Regions from separate parts of the Homo sapiens genome. Here region 1 is linked to region 2. The links are chromatin loops, found by intact Hi-C in ENCODE. Cell type or tissue: IMR-90. All regions are shown on one strand.

What was found. Hi-C counts contacts between places; a loop is a spot of excess contacts. Peaks named below come from ENCODE experiments on the same cell type or tissue, not always from the same donor. Only the 100,000 strongest peaks of a DNase experiment are listed, where the experiment ranks them.
Region 1: a loop joins it to region 2, with 2.2 times the contacts of the local background. A loop is called at or near these places in 2 of 110 quality-filtered maps.

The regions. Positions count from the first base shown.
Region 1 is chr4:182,958,716-182,966,715 of GRCh38, forward strand. No RefSeq gene overlaps it. Among named protein-coding and RNA genes, the nearest start is that of DCTD, 45 kb to the left of the region's middle. In IMR-90, no CTCF peak of the experiment used is centred here; no DNase peak of the experiment used is centred here.
Region 2 is chr4:183,034,392-183,042,391 of GRCh38, forward strand. It overlaps LOC112268472 (a long non-coding RNA gene), which reads left to right. Exons shown (of 3, transcript XR_002959823.2): 3 at 606-1,213. It overlaps LOC107986328 (a long non-coding RNA gene), which reads right to left and starts at 2,738. Exons shown (of 2, transcript XR_007058409.1): 1 at 2,660-2,738. It also overlaps the pseudogene CIBAR1P2. In IMR-90, no CTCF peak of the experiment used is centred here; no DNase peak of the experiment used is centred here; H3K27me3 peaks cover 2,450 bases.

The DNA.
Region 1 (8,000 bases), 76 kb before region 2:
AGAAATGCCAGCCAGAGCTGATAGGACTCAAAGCGAGGGGTGTCTATTGGCCCTGGTCAGCCAAAATAATAGACCACAAATTCATGAGCCACAAGTGTCACCAGTGAGTGCCATCTGTGCACAGGGAGCAGGTAACTAGAGACATCAACAATGAGGCAAGCAATCATCCAGAAGGCAGCACAAGGAGCTGGGCTTGGGGACCTGAGGCCCCCATCTCCTCACCACCCTGAGACGGCCCTCACTAAGCATCTATATCCAAACACTGTCTTAGGGAAGAGAAGGGAAAGGGGAAAACCTTGGAACACCCGAACATTTACCTGGACTAGAGTATTCAAACCAGAAGAGATAGCTTTACTTGGCAAGCCGTTTCTCCTCCTCCCACAAGCATCCTACATACACAGACTGGAAGTTTGAGAACAAGATTATATCAATAATAGAAAATAAACCATGTGTTCTTTGGGCTTCTGAGTAGTAGTAGATTGCCTTTTAAGGACTAAGTAAAACTAATGATAGTGTTAAAGAAAAATTATCCAATGATGCCTCTTAAAGTGCCATAAGGCAGACTTTATTCAGGACCATTGTGATCGTCTTGGGACCGCTACAATGGAGTCTTGCTATGGTGGGGAGAAATTGGCCTCGACTCTGAACATAGCGTGGGCAAGTGAACTTTTGGCCAAGGAATGGTGGGGGGTGGTCAGTGGATAGAAAATTACTAAGAGGAAATGTCAGGGTAAGGGGGATTCTGGCTAACCTGACCTAATAGGATTCTTGCAGAAGGCAAGCCAGGGCAATCAGACATCATCTGGGGGCTGATGGAGGATGAGGAACCCGATCAGATATCAAGGATGATCAGATACGGAGGGTGGGAGGTTTTGGCTAACTTTACTTAGAAGGGCTCTTTTTCTAAAACTGGATTTTACAAGGAAGTACACAGATGGGCCTAGGAAAAGGCTCTTGAGCAAAGCTTGGCCAAGCCCAGAATCTTTGTGAACAGAGGAACACAGAATAACTGGTGGTATTTCAGTATGTTTTATTCTAAAAGGTCTGAGAGCATCCACCAAAAGGAGGTGTGCCGTCAATATTGTGGACTATTTTATAACATGTCTTTTTTTGTATTTTTACTTGCATGTTGCTTACTTTTGACTAATGACAACATCTACAAAATAAGAGACACCTGGCGATTTTTATTGTGCATGTGTTTACAAAATCTTGCTTCAAATGAATTATATCATTTATAGCACTTTGTCATGCAATCTTATGGCATGCAGCTTCTGCTGTATTAAAAATTAGATTAAATTAATTGGACTTTTAAAACATTTGTTAAACAAAGTAATGAAGTATAAATAAGAATCCCTAATAAATATCTAATTTATACTCCAGGCCCAGGTTCGGGAATACATATTGTGTAGGCACAGACACAGACACACACACACACACACACACACTCTCTCTCACACACACACACACACTCTCTCTCACACACACTCTCACACACACACGCACACACTCTCACACACACTCTCACACACTCTCTCACACACTCTCACACGCACACACTCTCACACACACACTCTCACACACTCTCATACGCACACTCTGTCACACTCACACACTCTCACACACTCTCACACTCTCTCTCACACGCACACACACTCACACACTCCCTCACACGCACACACTCTCACACGTGCACACGCTCTGTCACACACTCTCTCACACTCACACACACTCACACTCTCACACACTCTCACACATTCACACACACTCACTCTCTCACACACTCACACGCACACACTCTCTCACACACTCACACGCACACACGCTCTCTGTCACACTCACACACTCACACTCACACACTCACACACACTCTCACACACACACACTCTCTCACACACACACACACACACACACCCTTAGCCTTAGACGTGAAAAAGCGTCTTGTCTGGAAAAGGAACACATCTATCTGAAAAAGAGGCTGGAAATATGAAATTTTTTTTCTGGAATAAATAAAATCCCACTTTGCCTTGCTCCCTTCAGAATGTGGTGGAAAGCCTTTCCACTTAGGCAAGGGCTAATTGCTCAACAGAAAATGCCAATGAAGCTCATTGTAATGGGATTCTATCCATCTGTAATTTCCATTCCTAGAACCAAATACTTTCATCTGTTCCCATGTCTTCCAAAACATGAGTACCCTTGGTGGTAAAGGGAAGCATCTACAGATTGTCATTTCATTTTTGAGAGCCATTCAGAAAGAAAGAGGCATACTACAAGCCTGGGACTAAGAACAGATTGAATTCATTAAAAAGACAGAAGCCAAACTGTTCATCTCTGGTACATGAAAAATCATCACTGTTGTTGTTAAAACCATATGCTTTAGGTAAGAGGACAGGTTTTGTATTCGCTCTAACATTTGTTCTGAGGAATGTTGATGTACTTAATGCTAGTATGTGCTTAGCAGTAATTTGCAAATATGAAAAGTAACCAAGAGTTCAAGCAATGAGTAAGGAGGGTCAGAAACCTCATCTGAGATATTTCCCAGTTATCATTGATAATATCATTGAAATATCATCGTATATCATGTCCGAATGTTAGAGCATAGACAAAGATCTACGTCATCATTTGTCATCATTTCATAGCTTTCGGCATGCAGGCTCAGACTTTAAAAGAGTTTGTTTCCTCCTTAAAAAAAAAAAAAGTCTTAAATTTTTTTAAGTTTCCATGCGGTGAAATTGGTAGAGGCTTTGATCACTTGACCTGAAATGATACTGATTTGTGTCTTTCAGCTGAAACTCTGCTCAGTTCCCCAGACCAGGTTTAAAAAAATGCAACAACCCACTTAATTGATGTATAGCATATGAAGTATACATGAAGTATAGCAATGTGCACTATATAGAAAATCATAAAGTGTTCAGCTTGATGAATTATAACCAGATGAACACACTCACAATTTATGTATCCATTTTATATCTGATGGGCTTTGGTTGTTTCTAGTTTTGGCTGACTAATGTTATAAGAACATTATTGTTCGTGTCTTTTGACACACGGGGGTATGCTTTGCTGTTGGTTCCATAGCTAGGAGTGAAATTGTTTGGTTACAGAGTACATACATATATTCAATTTTAATAGATAATGCCAGTCTTACAAAGAAGTTGCACCAATTTACATTACCACCAGGCATTTTTGGGAATTATAGTTGCTCATATCTCTTCCTATTCCTTGGTAGCATCAGCCTTTTTAAGTTTGGCCATTTCAGTGGGTTGTATCCCATTGTGCTTTTAAAATTTGCAATTCCCTGAAAACTTATAAGGTTGAATATCTTTTCCTACATTTTTTGGCCCCTTAAATATCTTCTTTTGTGAATAGCCTAATAGAAAATTGTGCCCACTTTTCTAGTGTGTTGTTTATCTTTTTCTTTTTGATTTGCAGGAATTCTATGTAAATTCTGGAAACAATTTCTTCGTTAGCAATATGCATTCCACATATTTTCCCTTTCTGTAGCTTTAAAAACTCCCTCAATAGATATTTTGATGAACAGAAAGTCTTATTATTAGGTTGTCCGATTTATCAATCTGACTTAATGTTATCGCCTTTTCTGTCCAAAAAAACTTTCTTACCCACAGGTCATGAGGAAATGCTCCTATGTTATTTTCTAAAAGCTTTTTATCATTTTACTTTTCACATTGCACAGTCCACCTAGAATTGATTTCTGTGTATAGCGTAAAGTAAGAGTGAAGTTTTCTTTTATTCTTAAAGTAGATAACCAATCAATTTAGCACCCATTATTGAAATGACTGTTTTTCCACCAGGTCTCTGCATTTATAAAATTCAAGTGTCCGTATATGTGTTGCTCTGTTTCCAGACTCTCTATTATGTTCCACTGGTCTATTTATCCATTTGTACCAATCCCACACTTAGTGCAATTACTGTAATTTTAAAAATTACTGTATCGTTATAGGTCTTTCTATAGGGTAGAATAATTTCCTCTCATTCTTGGGTTTGGCTGTTTTTGGTCTTTTGCATGTCCACATACATTTTAGAGTCAGCTTGTAAATTGCAATGAAAATTGTGGGGCTTTTAATTCAAATTGTTTAGAATCTATAAGTTAGACGGAAGAATTAACATTTTGCAATATTGAGTCTTATAATCTATAAAAAAAAGTACATCAATAAACAGTAAATCTATAGGTCTAGTATTTCCTTCAATTTATTTAGTTTTCATTTGTGTTTAATTATTAATAATTTAATTTAGTGATATATTTTCAATAGATTTTTACATATGTCTTGAACATTTTAGATGTATTTCCAAATATTTCCTTTTTGATGATATTATAAATTATAACTTGTAAATTAGTTTTATTGGTTTGGGATATATAAAATACCATTTATTTTTTAATTGACCTTGGATCCAATATTAATAAATGTACTTATTAATTCTAACAGTATATCTGTACATTCTTATAGATATTCTACATATAAAAATCATATTGTCTGCAAATAATGACAGTTTCATATTTTCCTTTCCAAATTGTGTATTTCTATTTTTTTCATCTTCCCTTGTTGCATTGGCTAAGACCTACAGAACACTGTTGAATAGGAAAGGTGATAATCGGCATTTTTGTCTGTTTCCCAGTCTCACAGGGAAAGCTCTTAATGCTGCGCCATTAAACGTGGTGTTTGTTTCAATTTTTAAAATACCCTTTCTTGAATTAAGGAGATTATTTCAATTCCTAATTTGCTAAAATTTTTAAAAATCATATAATGGATCTTGACCAAATGCTTTTCTGCACCCACCTCAGCCTCCCAAAGTGCTGGGATTACAGGTGTGAACAACCGGGCCTGGCCACAATATTTCAACTTTATGATGGCACCTATGTAACCATTCTGTTTATCACTTTCAGTATAGTATTTAACAAATTCCATAAGTTATGCAACAGTTTATTATAAAATAGGCTTTGTGTTGTATGATTTTGCCCAACTATAGGCTAATGTAGGTGTTCTGAACATGTTTCAGGCAGGCTAGACTAAGCTTTGATGTCTGGTAGGTTAGGTGTATAAAATTCATTTTCAACTTACAATGGGTTTCTTGGGACACAACTCCATTATAAGTTAAGGAGTCTGTATTTGCCAACAACAGCACTAAAGATGTGAGTGGGAATATTGGAGTCAAGAATTGACACCAGATGGGTAATTCAAATCCACAAGAACAAATGAAGAGAACTAGAAATGGTCAATTGGTAGATTAATATAACAGATGCTATGAATATATACTTGCCTTCTTCTCTCAGCTTCTTTAAAATACATAAAATTTAAAGTAAAAACAGAAAAAAATTAGATACATATAATTAAATGTTATAATTACATAATTATAGCAATGTATTGTTGGGTTTGTAACATTTATAGATGCAATATGTATAACAATAATAGCACAGAAGGGTGGGAAAGAGAATGGAGCCATACAGAAGTGACATTTATATATCTAATTGAAATTAAGTTAGTATAAGTCTCATGTAGAATCTGAAGTAACTCTTGACTAGTTAACCAATATATCAGAAGGCCTAGACCAATCACTAAGAAAATAGCTTAACATAGTGAAAAAAGTCATTAGAGGAATTAAATCGTAACACAAGCAAATGTTTGCTTACTGTAAAATAAAGCAGTAAAGGAGGGATAAAGAAAATAAAGAACAAAAAAGACATGAGACACAGAAAACAAAAAGTAAAATGGCAGACATAAACCCAACGATATCAATAATATTACATATAAATGAACTAAACAACTTAATCAAAAATCAGAAATTGTTGGGCTAAACTTTTTTTAAAAGATCCAAATATATGCTGTCTATAAGAAACACACTTTAGACTCAAAGATACAAATACACTGAAACTAAAAGAGATAGGGAAAATATGCAAATAGATAGAAAAATATGTAAAAGACAGAAAACCATTTAAAAAGCAACCATAAAAAAGCTGGAGTGGCTGAACTACTATCAGACAAAATAGACTTTAAAACAGAAAATGCTATTAGAGATAAAGAGGAACATTTTATAATAATAAAAATGTCAATCCATCAGGAAGATATAATAATTACAAACATATATACCTAACAAGAGAGCCCCAAAATACATAAAGCAAAAACTGAGAGAAATGAAGGCTGTTATGGACTGAATGCTTGTGTCCCCCATAACTCATATGCTGAAACTCCAAACTCCAAAATGTGATGGTATTAGGAGTTGGGGCCTTTGGGCCCTAACTTAGGTAATGAGGGTGGAACCCTCATGAATAGGATTTGAGCCCTAGTAAAAGACAATTCAGAGAGCTAGTTTGCTCTTTTCCTGCCATTGAGGAAAACAACAAGAAGTTAGTTGTCTGCAGTCTGGAAAGGCCCCTATCCAGAGCTTGACCTGCTGGCCCCTGATTTCTATTTCCAACCTCCATAACTGTAAGAAATAAATTTCTGTTGTTTATAAGTCATCCAGTCTATAATACGTTGTTATAACAGCTTGAACTAAGACAGGAAGAAATTGACAATTGAATAATACTATTTGGAGTCTTCAATGCCCCACTTTCAATAATGGACAGAACTAGGCAGAAGGTAGGCTGGGCGCGGTGGCTCACACCTGTAATCCCAGCACTTTGGGAGGCCAAGGTGGGTGGATCACCTGAGGTCAGGAGTTCAAGACCAGCCTGGCCAACATGGTGAAATCACGTCTCTACATCTAATAATACAAAAATTAGCTGGGCATGGTGGTGTATACCTGTAATCCCAGCTACTCAGGAAGCTGAGGCAGGAGAATCGCTTGAACCCAGGAGGCAGAGGTTGCAGTGAGCCACCATTGCACTCCATCCTGGGCAACAAAAGTGAAATTCCATCTCGAAAAAAAAAGGAAAAGAAAAAGAACTAGGCACGAGGTAAACAAGGAGATAGATACTTGAACAACAATATAAACCAAATAGATCAATGCTCATCTGTAGACTACAACCAACAACTGCAGAATACACATTCTTCTCATTCTCCAGAATAGACCATATGCTAGGTTATAAAACAAGCCTCAGTAAATTTAAAACGAATAAAATTATTAAAAGAGTATGTTGTCAGACTAAAATGTAGTCAAGTTAGAAAACAATGACAGAGAGAAATTTGGGAAACTCACAAATACATGGACTTAAACAACACACTCCTATATAAAAATGAATGTGTCGAAGAAAAATCAGAGAAAGTATTAGTTTCTTAGAGCTGTCATAACAAAGTGCTACAAACTGAGTAGTTAAAAAACATTATTATCTCACAGTTCCGGAGTCTGGAAGTTCAAGAACAAGGTGTTAGCCAGGCCATTCTCCCTCTACAGATGCTAGGGAAGGATCTATTCTAGTTTAAATGGGTGAATTGCATCTTATACGGCTATTACAAAAAATGTATTGTAGACATTATGATATTTTTAACCTAAATACTTTAGAATGTACCTTCTAAGAACTGCTACTAAGAAGTTCTGTAAGTAAATAAATGGGCATTTCCTCTGATCCACAGTTCTAGTGTTTCTGCATGTGTGCATATGTGTGTGTGTGTGTGTCTGTGTTTTTGTGACTGTGCAAGTAGGGTAACATCTCAGACCCTTCACTGTTTCAGAGCCAATAGTACATAGAACCCTTCTGTACGTTGATCCAAGATACAGTGCAGACTTTCTCAAAAGACTGTCCAAGACCGTCTCTTGCCCAGCTTCTGGTAGTTTTTTGACTTATGGCTAAATAACTCCAATCACCGTTTTCCCTGTATTCATGTCTGTCCAAAATTCTCCATTTTATAAGCACACTAGTCATATTGGAGGCCTGGCCCGCCCTACTCCACTGTGACCTTATTTTAACTAATTACATCTGCAATGACCCGATTTCCCAATAAAGTCACACTTTAGACACAGGGACTTAAGACTTCAACATAGGCATTTGGCGTAGGGGGTACACAATTTAACCCATAACACAAGGGGAATTATGAAACACTTTGGGATGA
Region 2 (8,000 bases):
TCAACATTTTTTACGGCTACATAGTATAAGCTGGGGCTTTTTTAAGGTGTTACTTTACTTTTAACAATCATGCAATCAGAAGTATTGTGTTGATTTTTGTGGGGGAAAGTGGGGTCTCACTATGTTGCCCAGGCTGGTCTCAAACTCCCAGCCTCAAGTGGTCCTCCCACCTCAGCCTCTCAAAGTACTGGGATTACAGGTGTGAGTCACTGCACCCAGCTTTGTGTTGATTTTTACTACACTGTCATAGTGTGAATATTGCAAACTAGAGCTTAATTTAAATTTAAATATACAGTTGGCCCTCTGTATCTGGGGGTTCCGCATCCATGGATTCAACCAACCAGGGATCAAAAATATGTAGAAAAAAAAATGGATGGTTGCATCTGTACTGAAAATGTACAGACTTTTTTCTTGGCCTTATTTCCTAAACAATACAGGGTAACAACTACTTACATAACGTTTACATTGCATTAGGTATTATAAGTAAATGGTGTAACTAGTAGAATCAAGTATATTAAAGGAAAATTATTAATATTTGACCTGTTTGATATCAACATTAACATCAGAGTAAAAAAAATAGCAATGTTCAACTTTCTTTCTCCTAGGAAACATTCCTAGGTGGTTGAGGAGGGTGACTTACGACTTCCTCTCAAAGATATCTAAACCAAGACGTCTTCAACTTTAGCCTGCATATGCATCACCTGGAAATCGAGGTGTAGGGTGGGCCCTGAGTTTGCCTTTCTAAGGAGAGATGCTAACAAGATCTGGACCATCAGCCACTCAAGACCTTTAACATGTTTCATACCTGTCGACACCCTGATACACCTTGGCCTCTGAAATACTTTACAAGCTTTGCTAAAGAACACGTTCATAATGTACCAGTTCTTTAGCACTGATTCCCTTAGGGAAATCTGTTCTTCAAGGCAAGTTTCCCATTGCAGTTCTCTATCAACCTGGCGGGGGAAGTTACTGCCAATCATTGACCAAGCAGCACAGATTGGGAGAACTCCGTACCTTGGCTCTATAAGCAACATCACTGTTCAGAGTGGTCATCCGAAGCATGCAGACTGGAGATACTATGAACTCTGATCACATAAATGAAGGATTCACTGTACTTTTGTAAGCAGACAGACAGGGTTTCCAGGGATTTTAGGAAATGAATAATCAACCTGAGGAAGCAGCCTGTTTTACAGCCTCTTGCCCTGCAGCCTGTGTGGAATGCAGTCGCCTTGCTGGTTGGAACCAGCAACTGACAGACCCCAGCAACTTATAGATGAACCCCAGTGAAGTTTCTTCATGCCATGCTAAAGCCCTCCTCCCCTAGAGGAGCTATAGCTTTATTATCATAACCTGTGACCCATCATGGCATGTAGAGGGGGGGTCTGGGCCACTGGGACCCCCCCCCCCATACACATGCCATGATGCACCTCTCCCTTCTCTATCACTCCATCAAACCCTCCTGTCACTTTCCCTTGGGAAGATACGGCTTTGGAGAACACTTCCCGTGTGTGTCTTACTTGTGCCAAGTAACACAATGCCTATTGATCAAAATCTGAGTTCTCCTGGAGAGTCGTTTGTTACTCACCAGGCAAATAAGCCCCAGTTTTTGGGAGGTAACATTATGAAATATTCTGAAGTAGTCCCATGAAAGATTTCTACTTTCCTTTTCAAATTATTGATAAATAAATGAGCTTGCTTTGGGCTATGGAGATAGTTTTACATGAATAAATCAATTCCTCTGAGCAGGGGCACCAGTGTGGAGATACAGGCTGACACACCAGCTCTCGCCTGTCCCTGGGTGGGAGGGGCTGGGCCGGTGCCTCCCCTGGATTGTTTCCTGTTTAGGCATTGCCAGAGGCGGGATGAGAAGAAAGGGCTGTGGGGATCTGAGGCTTGGAATTCCAAGATTGCTCCCAACTAAGCTGTGGTGCTTAGATGGACACCTGCACACCCCGTTATCCTCTGGCTGGTCCTACATGTTCAAGGACCCTTAAGGGGCTCTCCACAACAGACTTTCATCTCTTCTTCCGAATTGGCCTGCTCTCTGTTCAATTCCCTCAAGGCAGGGATGGATGACTGGCAAAGTTATCCAAGTGTTACGTGAGAGAAAGAGAACTATTTCTTTTGTCTGAGTCCTTTGTCTATCTTTTTCTTTTCAAGTATTCCCTGTCCTTCAAGAGCCAGGTGAATGCCACGTCCTCTTCAGAGCCTTCCTGGATGTCACAGCCGACCATTGCTGGGGCTCAGAAAAAGCTACCTGAACATATGGCGCTCTGGCCTGCAGAGTACTTTGAACTGGAGGAGATTGGAAGGCTTCAGCAATGGCCTCAGCACTAAGATCTCTCTGACCTTCTCTTGCCCTTGTGTCTCGCTCCTCTTTCTCCCCTAAGCACAGGGAGGGGCTGTCCCTGAACTTTCCTTGTCTCCTTAAAGATAGATCTAAAAAGGAACTCAGTTTCTCCTCCAGAGACAAGATTCACTGTATCATAGGAGAAGAGACTGGGGGTCCGGGCCACTCACAGACATCGCCATAGGCTATCGCCTGTTCGTCTTCCCCAAAAAGCACTTATTCTCCCCTAAGCAGCCTACATGCCCGATCCCCTCTTCTTTATGAAGAAGTAGATAAGCTTGTCAATTTCACTGGGTTTTGGGTACTCACTTTTGTTTCTCGTGCTGCTCCCATCCGTGTAATAAATGTGCATGTTTTTTTCTCCTGTTCATCTGCCTACTGTCCTGGAGTCAATTATGAAAACTCAGAGAGTAGAGAGAAAGTGTTTTCTGTCCCTATAGGAGGCAGCCGTTGCTCTCATGGCACTCATCACTGTCTGCCTGGCGTCATGCGTAAGTACCCGGTTGCCCCTAAAAGATTGCAAGCTCTGTGGGAGCGGAAACTGTGTCTCATTCATCTCCTGCAGGCACTCAGGAAGGAGGAAGAAATGGATGAAGCCTCTTATGTCCTAAGGCCTGCTAAGGTGCTTATGTAATCAAATTTTATCTTATCCTTATAATATGTGTTGCTTTACCTTTGATCACTGTAATGCCACTTATATAGCATGTTATAATTTATAAAGACATTTTCATATACTTTCTTTTTACCAACATTAATTTCCAACATCCTTCCATGCGTGTGATATTTTGGGGACAGTGTAGCTATCTGTTCTTTTGCCCCAAAATTACAACCAGCAGATGGCTGCCTCCATCCCCACTTAGAGATGTTGCCTGGCCGACAGCTCTCTGACTTCACAAAGAGGTCATCAGTCATCACAGAACCACAGAATCATGATGTGAGGGCGGCTCGCACCCCAGCGCGCACCCAGGCACCTTAGAGTCCCCGGCTTTGGCTCCCCTGGGTCCCCTGGTTGTGCGCCAGGCAAGATGTTGAGATGCACACTGGAAAACCGGAACGCTCAAACCAAGCAACTGCAAGCAGCTGTCTCAAATATGGAGAAGCATTTGGGAGAACTGTGCCAAGTCTTTGCTGCCTATGTGCGGAAAACTGCCAGACTGCGAGACAAAGTGGACCGAGGATGAATGAAATCAACTCATATGCCGCTACAGAGGCCCCACATCTAAGGCTGGGCCTGATGAACTTTGCTGATGAGTTTGCCAAACTTCAGGATTATTGACAAGCAGAGGTTGAAAGACTTGAAGCCAAAGTAGTTGAACCCTGGAAAGCTTATGTAACCATTGTAAAAATGAAACGGGATGACCCCAAAGCAACATTCACAGCAAGGAATCGAGAAGCTAAGCAATTAACTCAGGTAGAAGGAACAGGTCAGCGAAACCCACCTCATCTGATCGACATGTTATTGTATCCTTTGAATTTCGACCTTTAAAAAAAACGTTTTTTAGGCCAGGCATGGTGGCTCACGCCTGTAATCCCAGCACTTTGGGAGGCTGAGGCGGGCAGATCACGAGGTCAGAAGTTCGAGACCAGTCTGGCCAACATAGTGAAATCCCATCTCTACTAAAAATACAAAAAAAAAAAAAAAAAAAAATTAGCCAGGCGTGGTGGTGGGCGCCTGTAATCCCAGCTAATCAGGAGGCTGAGGCAGGAGAATGGTGTGAATCCAGTGGTGGAGGTTGCAGTGAGCCAAGATCACGCCATTACACTCCAGCCTGGCTGACAGTGCAAGACTCTGTCTCAAAAAAAAAAAAATGTTTTTTTAAGGTTGTTACTGCCCAGCTCAGCCAGAAACCACATGAGGAGTGGCTCTTTGAGAGCCTGAGGGGCTCATTCCTGAAGGGAGTCCCTGGAGCAGGGGTTTGGGGCTGCGCCAATTGCTTGGTCCTTCTTCCTTTGGACCAAAGGCAGACACAGAATTACAAAGAGCTGCAATGGATGCAACCCGAACAAGTCATCATCTGGAGGAAACTATTGACAACTTTGAAAGGCAGAAAATAAAGGCTATAAAGACTATATTTTCCAAATTTATCACAATCAAAATGTTATTTCACAGCAAAGCTTTAGAGGTCTACACAGCTGCCTACCAGAATATACAAAAGATTGATAAGCATGAAGATTTAGATTTACATGTTTTCCTAAATTCCCTGTATGCACCAGATTATTCATCTCGTTTAGATATGGTAAGAGCAAATTCAAAGTCACCTCACCAGAGATCATGTCAGCTAAGTGTGTATCTGGAACAGGACAGGTATCCACTACCAACTAAGAAAGGATCAGCAAGCAGATGATAATGAGGATGAAGAGTCAGATGTTACAGAAGAAGACAATTTTCTCAAGTAAACTACACATTTCCATTTTCATCATAAATGACATGAAATCCACAATGACTAAATTGTAGAACTTTATACTCACTTTGATATGGTAAGCCTCAAAATGAAATTCAACTAGAAATGGAAAAATAATTAAAGGAAACTTACGCTGACCAAAAATGAAGGCTTTAAAAAATATTACACACCAGTCATTTCAACATCCAAAAAAAAAAAAATGACTTGAGCGTAGCAATTTGTTCTCTACTACAGGTGAGGGAAAGAAACCCTTGACCCTGAAAAGAAGTGTTTTGCTTAATATATTATCAGAACTGGGAAGAGGGTTGTCTCTTTTCTCCTCCTCCTCTTCGTTTTTAAATTAACACCCCTTGTTTCCAAAAATCTATTCTATTAGCTTCAAATTGCCTTTTTGTTTCATTCTACTTTTCATTTAGATTGCCTTCTTTTGTTCTCATTTCTTTCTCTATTTCTTGTAAATTTTCATCTCTTCTTTGCTATTGTCCGTTTCTTTGAACCCTTCATATATTTATTGTCTAACCATGTAAAATGTGGTATGAACAATAGTCATCTTATTCCCTTTCACTTAATTTTTTGGTATCATTTATTTTCTGTCCTTTCATCAGTGTCTCATTTTATGAATTTTCTACATTATCACTTCCTCCATTATTTCAATTATTTTTTCATTTAACATCCAGGTGATCCAAAAACAAACAAACAAACAAAAAAACAAGTTCAGAGAATTATATTACAAACACCTGTGGGCCCACTATTCGGCTTTATCTGAAATTTTGCCAAATTTGTTTCAGGTTTTTGTTTTCTTGGGAAATAAAAAATAGGTTAAGAAAGTCCTCTTCTACTCCTGTTTTGGTAAAAACAAAATGTTATCATGAAGTGATGTTGAATTTTATCAAGAGCTATTTCTGTATTTCCCATGATGCTCCCATTTTTTCTCAATTTGTTGGTATGACAAAATAAACAAAATTTTCTGATTTTATTTTATTTTATTTTTTTTATTGATCATTCTTGGGTGTTTCTCGCAGAGGGGGATTTGGCAGGGTCATACGACAATAGTGGAGGGAAGGTCAGCAGGTAAACAAGTGAACAAAGGTCTCTGGTTTTCCTAGGCAGAGGACCCTGCGGCCTTCCGCAGTGTTTGTGTCCCTGGGTACTTGAGATTAGGGAGTGGTGATGACTCTTAACGAGCATGCTGCCTTCAAGCATCTGTTTAACAAAGCACATCTTGCACCGCCCTTAATCCATTTAACCCTGAGTGGACACAGCACATGTTTCAGAGAGCACAGGGTTGGAGGTAAGGTCACAGATCAACAGGATCCCAAGGCAGAAGAATTTTTCTTAGTACAGAACAAACTGAAAAGTCTCCCATGTCTACCTCTTTCTACACAGACACGGCAACCATCCGATTTCTCAATCTTTTCCCCACCTTTCCCCCCTTTCTATTCCACAAAACCGCCATTGTCATCATGGCCCGTTCTCAATGAGCTGTTGGGTACACCTCCCAGACGGGGTGGTGGCCAGGCAGAGGGGCTCCTCACTTCCCAGTAGGGGCGGCCGGGCAGAGGCGCCCCTCACCTCCAGAATGGGGTGGCTGGCCGGGCGGGGGGCTGACCCCCCCACCTCCCTCCCGGACGGGGCGGCTGCCGGGCGGAGACGCTCCTCACTTCCCAGACGGGGTGGCTGCCGGGCGGAGGGGCTCCTCACTTCTCAGACGGGGCAGCTGCCGGGCGGAGGGGCTCCTCACTTCTCAGACGGGGCGGTTGCCAGGCAGAGGGTCTCCTCACTTCTCAGACGGGGCGGCCGGGCAGAGACGCTCCTCACCTCCCAGACGGGGTCGCGGCCGGGCAGAGGCGCTCCTCATATCCCAGACGGGGTGGCGGGGCAGAGGCGCTCCCCACATCTCAGACGATGGGCGGCCAGGCAGAGACGCTCCTCACTTCCTAGATGGGATGGCGGCTGGGAAGAGGCGCTCCTCACTTCCTAGATGGGATGGCGGCCGAGCAGAGACGCTCCTCACTTTCCAGACTGGGCAGCCAGGCAGAGGGGCTCCTCACATCCCAGACGATGGGGGGCCAGGCAGAGACGCTCCTCACTTCCCAGAGGGGGTGGCAGCCAGGCAGAGGCTGCAATCTCGGCACTTTGGGAGGCCAAGGCAGGCGGCTGGGAGGTGGAGGTTGTAGCGAGCCGAGATCACGCCACTGCACTCCAGCCTGGGCACCATTGAGCACTGAGTGAACAAGACTCCGTCTGCAATCCCGGCACCTCGGGAGGCCGAGGCTGGCGGATCACTCGCGGTTAGGAGCTGGAGACCAGCCTGGCCAACACAGCAAAACCCCGTCTCCACCAAAAAAATACGAAAACCAGTCAGGTGTGGTGGCGCGCGCCTGCAATCGCAGGCACTCGGCAGGCTGAGGCAGGAGAATCAGGCAGGGAGGTTGCAGTGAGCCGAGATGGCAGCAGTACAGTCCAGCTTCGGCTGGGCATCAGAGGGAGACCGTGGAAAGAGAGGGAGAGGGAGACCGTAGAAAGAAAGGGAGAGGGAGACCGTAGAAAGAGAGGGAGAGGGAGAGGGAGACCGTGGGGAGAGGGAGAGGGCAAAATTTTCTGATTTTAAACTATCTTTGCACTCTGAGATAAATCCAACTTGTTCATGATATATTCTTATTTATATATTGCTAGAACTATGTTGGCCAAAATTTATTTAGGATTTTGTAACTATATCCACAAATGAAATTGGCTTATAATTTATTTTTGTATTGTTCTGTTCAAAATTATATGTGTTCATAAGATAAGTTGGGAAACATTCCTCTTTTTCTGTTTAAAAAGTTATTAGATTATTCAGAAAACCATTTGTTATACATGTAACATTTCTTTGTAAGATTGCGTTTTTGATGGTTTGATTTTTAACTGCTGATAAAATCATGGAAGCATGATTATTGATGTATGCAAGTTTTCTGTTCAAGTCTCTTTTGATATGTTACATTTATTTTAGGAAAATGTCCATTTTATCTTTTTTTTTCAATTGTCATTAAGTTGTGAACAGCATTCTCGTAGGGTTTTCAAAACCTCTATTCCCTCTTTGCAATGACTCATTTTAGTCCTAGTGTATTTGTGTGTGTGCTTTATCTCATTTTTTCTACTCAATCTTGCTTGCAAGTCATTCCATTTTATTTGTTTTTACAGTCAATCAGCTTTAGGCTTTACAATCTTCTCTATCATTTCATCAACTTATGCTTTCTATTAATTCCTTG